Linked DNA regions of Mus musculus: region 2 is linked to region 1. The links are chromatin loops, found by intact Hi-C in ENCODE. Cell type or tissue: left cerebral cortex. All regions are shown on one strand. Each heading gives the region's core, and the rest is flanking DNA. Links, peaks and the distances in the headings are about the cores only.

Region 1 (3,104 bases), core at 377-2,876:
GGTCTCAAGTCCACGAATTTGAACTACAGTATTTCAGAAGGCTTTCGTTGGCAGGCAGTTCAGTGGATGGGCATACAAAGTGCACATGCATGCTCAGAATAAGGCCGCAGTAATGGTGCAGAGCATAGCACCAGCAAGCACCACCTAAGCACCTTGGGTTCACCGTGTGTTCACTTTCAAATAAACTTCTCATTTTTGTGTGTGTGTGTGTTCTGAGATGTTTTTATTCTACTGCCAAAATTCTTGTGACCAGCCCTACATTGAGTTACATAGCCCCACATGGGGTTACAGCCCTCGGGTTAAGAATCTGGACTCTGTGTGTCTGCATGGAATTCCCAACTCTCTGATCTGGTAAAGTGGCTGTCGTACAGAAACTGCACTTTCATGTGCTGGATCTGCACATCTAGTTTTTATTATCCATGGCAGGCTTCCTCGGGGTGCCTGTGTCAAGGGTGTGCAAAGTGTTGCGAGTTTTCCCATTTTTTGATTTTTTTTTTCCCTTTAGTGTACTAAGCATTTGTTTTTTCCCTCTTGAGGAGAAATATAAAGAAGAAAGAGCATTCACAGATTTTTTTTTAGCCTAATTGAAATATTCTTTGCATCAAATATGTTCAATGTAGTAGAAAGTACAGATGTTATTGCTTTAATTTTATAACCCAATTATTCTTTTATTCCTAGTTGTCTTCAGGATAAATTAACTCTTATCAGCTATTCAAATAGGTAATTATCATAAAGCTAAATGCCACACAACCCCATAATCCATGTCAATTTATAGAGTCAGCTGGAGTGAAGCCATGCTCCGAGTCAGAGGAAATTCCAGATTTACTCTCCCTCAGCATCCCCCCCCCCCAAAAAAAAAACACCCAAGTGAGATTTAACAAGACATGATTTGTTCTGTGAAGAAATGGACCCAGAGATGGGCTTTCACTATAGCAGAATAAATTCTAAACTTGAGGCAAAATATAATGTGTTTGTACACAGGTCTGGAATTAAGCGGCTGTGTGACTTTGTCCAGCTTACTGCCTCCCTCTGAGCCTTCATTTCAAGCTCTCTAACAGACGGTCTTAGAAGGCATCTCTGGTCCCAGAAGATTTCTCTTTATAGTTTACAGGACACAGGATAGACTGGGTATGTTGTTTGTGCCACCCCAATCTCATGTAGAAGGAAACAGTACAGTGGATTGGCTAGATGTTGTCCCTTGGGGCTTCATCTTGGTCATATCACATCATATCATATATCATGTATCATATATTGTGTAATTGACAAATCAAACAAACAAAAATCGTATGTGTCCCAAACCTTAACTGAAAGGAAGCTTGGAGACATGAGGGAAGCTGGAAATGTAGCAAGCTGCTATGTCTAACTCACACAGAACATCATACCAATCTCATAGCAGCTCCTTATTCTCTGGGAGCCATTTTAGGCCAGTTGGTCCCTTGTGTCTTAAACCAGAAAACAGAAGACAAGATAGCACCAAACTCTACCAATCCGAAGCACAGGGTCCTTCTAGGTTTTAAATTTAATTTGAGAAGTTCAGAAACATGGTAGAATGAATGACTCTGTATGGAATAGCTAAACTGATTCAGCAAGTTTTTTTTATGAATAATTAGAGAGGGAATTTAAATGACTCTGCTAAAATCAGATATTTTCCTGGAAAAGCCCCAACAGCTCTGTCTAAAAAGTTACTGTGGCAACATGTGGGACTGAATTTCAGAACTCTAAGACTGGAATCAGAGAAACCAATTAAGAGGCTGTTGTAAATGTGGGTTCAAAAAATAGTAAGTTCTTGGCCAAGGTGGGTGAAAAAGGGAGTGCAGTCCAAGGATCTGACAGCGGATGAATTTGAAGCCATTCAGGACAGAATGGTTGTGGGTAGGAAACCCAAGAATTCAGCAACTGGAGGAGGAACCATCCCACCATTCCACAACTCAAAAGCATATGAATTAGTCTTAGAAAGTAAAACGCTTTTAATCCTAGAATAAAATCAGCCTATGTGTTATTATCTTCCACAAAGAGGAAACAAAATTAACACTTGAAAAACTATGCAATGATGCATGCTTTAAAGTCTTTGCATTCTCCCAACACATGGGCAGTGCGTAAAAGAGCTCATCTCACGGAACATAGAACATGAGCTCAGACCTCCTATGGAAAGAAAGGCAAGAATGAGCAGCCCTGTAAGATACTACAGGTGCAGTAGTGGCACTCATATCTTGGTAGTAACCAACAGCTCTCTGCTTGAACTTAAGGCCTGCTCAACAGGAGAAACTTTTTGCCTGGTACTGGGAACCTAGGCAACTCCCCAGGTCTACTGATGATCTCACTGCCACCACTTTAGAGGACCAGCATACTCTCTAACAGCACTCTAAATACTTTTCCTTTATCTACAGATAACTACCACTTCTCATCAAAGAACCTTCTTTTAGCTTCTGCAGCACGTGGAGACAATTACAGAAAACCACAATTGGCAAACATAAGAGATCAAGTGATCATAGGGTGCCCAGCTTTAACAAATACATCTGCAATGCATCTCCTGCACTGAACATCATGGGAGAGTGGAAGGAAAGACCGTAAGATCCAGAGGACAAACAGCCAAACATCAGGTGGAGCTCAGGAAACCCCTCAGAAGAGGGGAAAGAAGAATTATAGGAGCCAGAGGGGCCAATGACACCATGAGAACAAGGCCCACAGAATCAAATATGTTGGGCTCATAGAGACTGAAGCAACAATCAGAAAGGCTGTGTGGGTCTGAGCCAGGTCCTCTCATATATGATATGGTTGTTTAGCTTGGTGTTTTGTGGGACTCTTAACAGTGGGAGTGGAAGTGTCTCGAAATCTCTTGGCTGCTCTTGGCACTCTTTTCCTCCTACTTGGTAGCCTTGTTCAGCCTCCATATGAGGATTTGTGCCTAGTTTTATTGTAACTTATTATGCCATGTTTGGTTGATATCCCTGGGAGGCCTGCTCTTCTCTGCAGGGAAACAGAAAGGAATGTACCTGGGAGAGAAGGGAGGAGGAAGGGAAGGAAACTTGACAGGAGTGGAGGGAGGGAAAACTCTAGTTGGGATGACATGCATGAGAGAAGAGGAAAGAAGAAATAATAGAACC
Region 2 (3,104 bases), core at 246-2,745, 73 kb after region 1:
TCGCTGTGGCATCCTCGATCATCGTCTATCTATGCTGGCCCTCCCCAGTCCCTTACTGCTCCAGTGGTCCCCATTCCTTTCATGTGAGGTATATTCCATTTATCTGTTTCCCTCCCACTCCCCACTCACCTAAACATCTCTCTTTTCCCTTCTATTGTCCATTTCCTATACCTACATCCTACATACATGCTACACATGTATGAAAAATTAAAATGTGGGAATCATATATGAGAAAAATACTGGTATCTGTTTTCCTGAGTCTTGATTACTTTCTTAATACAATAATTTCTAGTTACTTCAATGGAATGCTACAATTTTATTTTTTATCATGGAATAAAATTCCCCCTCTATGTGTGTGTGTGTGTGTGTGTGTGTGTGTGTGTGTGTGTGCGCGCGCGCCATAATTTATTTATCCACTATTGATGAGCACTAAGACTGGTTCCATTTCTAGCTATCTGGAACAGCGCAACAGTAACTATTGGTGCACACATGTTTCTGTGGCCAGACTAACACACCTTTGAGCACCCTCCCAAGAGTGGTATAATTTCTTCATCTATCTTTCCTGTAATTATGTGTATGTGTTAAGGAGTATGGAATGTGCCAATGAGTGCAGATGCCCATGGACACCAGAAGAGGGGGTTGGATCCCCTGGATCTGGAATTTCAGGTAGTTGTGTGCAGTCTAACATGGATGCTGAGAACCAAATTCAGGTCCTCCAGAAGAGCAGCACACTTTTAACCACTGTCACCTCTCAGTCTGATTCTTCTTCATCTTAATATATCGTCTTTGAGACATTATTTCTTTTCTTTGATTTTCATTAACTAATCTGATTTTGGTAAGGAAATATTCACACTCTTTTTCCCTGAATAGCTACGTTTTTCTGGACCTACATTTTGAATTTCTTTCTTTAACAGATTTAACTATCTTTGGATGGAAGTTATATCTTTTGTAGAAGATGTGGGCTAACGGATGGAGTGAGGGGCAGCCTGGGAGAGTGAGCTAGGACATCTGGCCATTCAGAATTAGGTGTTTTGTCTCAGAACATTCTTCCCGACTTTGGTCTCCAGCCTCCTTTCCCTATTATGTGCATCTTACTCCTTATTCAGATGCTAGCTCTACTTATGTGCATTTGGGAAGACTATCTTACCTTGCAGTAAAATAGTGTACCTCCCCAGCTTTAATCTTGTGACTTAGTGTTTATTTTCCTTCTGCCTGCTTCCGTTTCTCCGTTTCTCCCCTCTGCTACACCCATGTCTTGCTTCTTGTTGATATTGCATGCCTACACAGTTCCTACATCACCTCCCACCACTGTGTGGCATTTTAATGGACTCAGGGATGGTTTTAAAGCCCACTCATACTCCTGGATTTTCAGAGACCATATGTGGTGCTTATATTTGGAGAACTCCACGTGCTGACTGAAATCTGTAGAGCTGCATCTCCTCTGGATGAAATGACTCAATATGTTCAGATTTAACTGTATCTAGCAGGATAGGAGTTGTAGATTATGGTTGGAACTTTGTGTCCTTCCTGGCTTTATCTAATGTAGAATTGCACTTGTTGGCTGGATGATGCTTTTCTCTTCAGCTGGATTGGAATGGGCAATAAGGGGGATAATGTACAGGGAAGAGTTTTGAGAAAGGAAGCTACTCAAGCCTGAGGACAGACAGGATAGCCTAATGAGAGGATAGGCAATGGGCCATGAGATGAGAAGGTGGAGGAAAGACCTAGGACTTCAAAGCCAGAAGCTCACTGACAATTCAAGTGATAAGTCTGGATTGAAGCATGTGTGGAAGAGAAATGAGCTTAGACAGAGACAGGAACTCCAAAAGAGGGATACTGATCTGGAATGTCTCCCAAAAGCTCAATTTAATTTAGGTGTGCTCCCTGATGCAGTCATGATAAAAGATGGAGCCTTCGGTGTGTAATTGGATTGTGAGAGCTCTCACTTCACCTATGCATTATGCCATTGGCGGATGCAAAAGTGAATGTGCTACTGAGGATGGTGATGATGAAGTGGGACCAGGTTACAATAAATAGGTATTGGGAATATAGACTTAAAACCATATCCTCTCCTCTCTCCCTTCCCTTCTCTCTTCCCTCCCTTTCGTCCCCTTCAGTTTCTTGCCCTCCATCTTCTTCTCCCTCTCTCTCCTTCCTAGCTGCCACAGTGAGCAGATCTACACTTCTTCATTCTCCATTCTCCCCTCCACAGTGTTCTGCCTCACCCAGGAACTCGAAAGCATAAGAAACTTGGACTAAAACCTCTGAAATCCTGGGCCAAAATAACCATACCCTTCTTTCAGGCACTTTATATTATATTTTCTCTCAACACCAGAAAGCTGACTAATCCAAAATGAAAAGCAAGAGACGATTCTATAAAAGTTAATGAAAAGCAGATACTGTAGAAGTGAGAAGGAAATAAACAAGGTAATAGTTTAAAGACAAACAGAGTTCCAAACCGAGAGCTAATTAGCACAGCCCAGTGAAAACTCAAGTGTGATAAGGTCTCAAAAGCTGGCATTGCATTAAATAATGTGGCAGTCACTGATAACCCTAATGAGAGTTGTTTCAGAAGCTGGATGGAAGGAGAGCCTCAATATCAGAGGGCTGGTCTCTGAATAGAACATTTCCAAGTATCATTGGCCAATAGAGAAAACATTAAAGATGCCTGGCTATAAACAAGAAAAGAAGTAAGAGAGAGAGAGAGAGGATTGATCAACTTAAAGGAAATCTCTCATACAATGATCTACCATATATAGGAGCTATAGATACCCCTATGGAAACAATAACTCCGATTTCTATAGCAATTTAATTCAAGGGAATTTTTGCCTCCATGGGCTCATTTCAAATTCACCTCACTAGGCCATTGCAATGTTACTGACGAGGAAACGAAAGCCAAGAGAGATAAGAAGGAAAGGGGTTTCCAAAGGATAAAGGGAAGAAAATAATTACCATATCATTTTGACCACAGCTTGCTTGGGCACAGCCCCAATACTAAGGCCCTTCTCCATTTCAGCATCCTTGAAGAGAGCAAGGTAGAGGCAGTGTTTCCACCGAGACCAAACTTACCATGTAAACTGTTAGATTGAAACCTACATTTTTAT

What was found. Peaks named below come from ENCODE experiments on the same cell type or tissue, not always from the same donor. Only the 100,000 strongest peaks of a DNase experiment are listed, where the experiment ranks them.
Region 2: a loop joins it to region 1, with 10 times the contacts of the local background. A loop is called at or near these places in 2 of 42 quality-filtered maps.

The regions. Positions count from the first base shown.
Region 1 is chr7:123,804,536-123,807,639 of GRCm38, reverse strand. No RefSeq gene overlaps it. Among named protein-coding and RNA genes, the nearest start is that of Hs3st4, 180 kb to the left of the region's middle. In left cerebral cortex, for the core only: no CTCF peak of the experiment used is centred there; a DNase peak (open chromatin) is centred at 1,775.
Region 2 is chr7:123,731,517-123,734,620 of GRCm38, reverse strand. No RefSeq gene overlaps it. Among named protein-coding and RNA genes, the nearest start is that of Gm30335, 140 kb to the right of the region's middle. In left cerebral cortex, for the core only: no CTCF peak of the experiment used is centred there; a DNase peak (open chromatin) is centred at 1,353.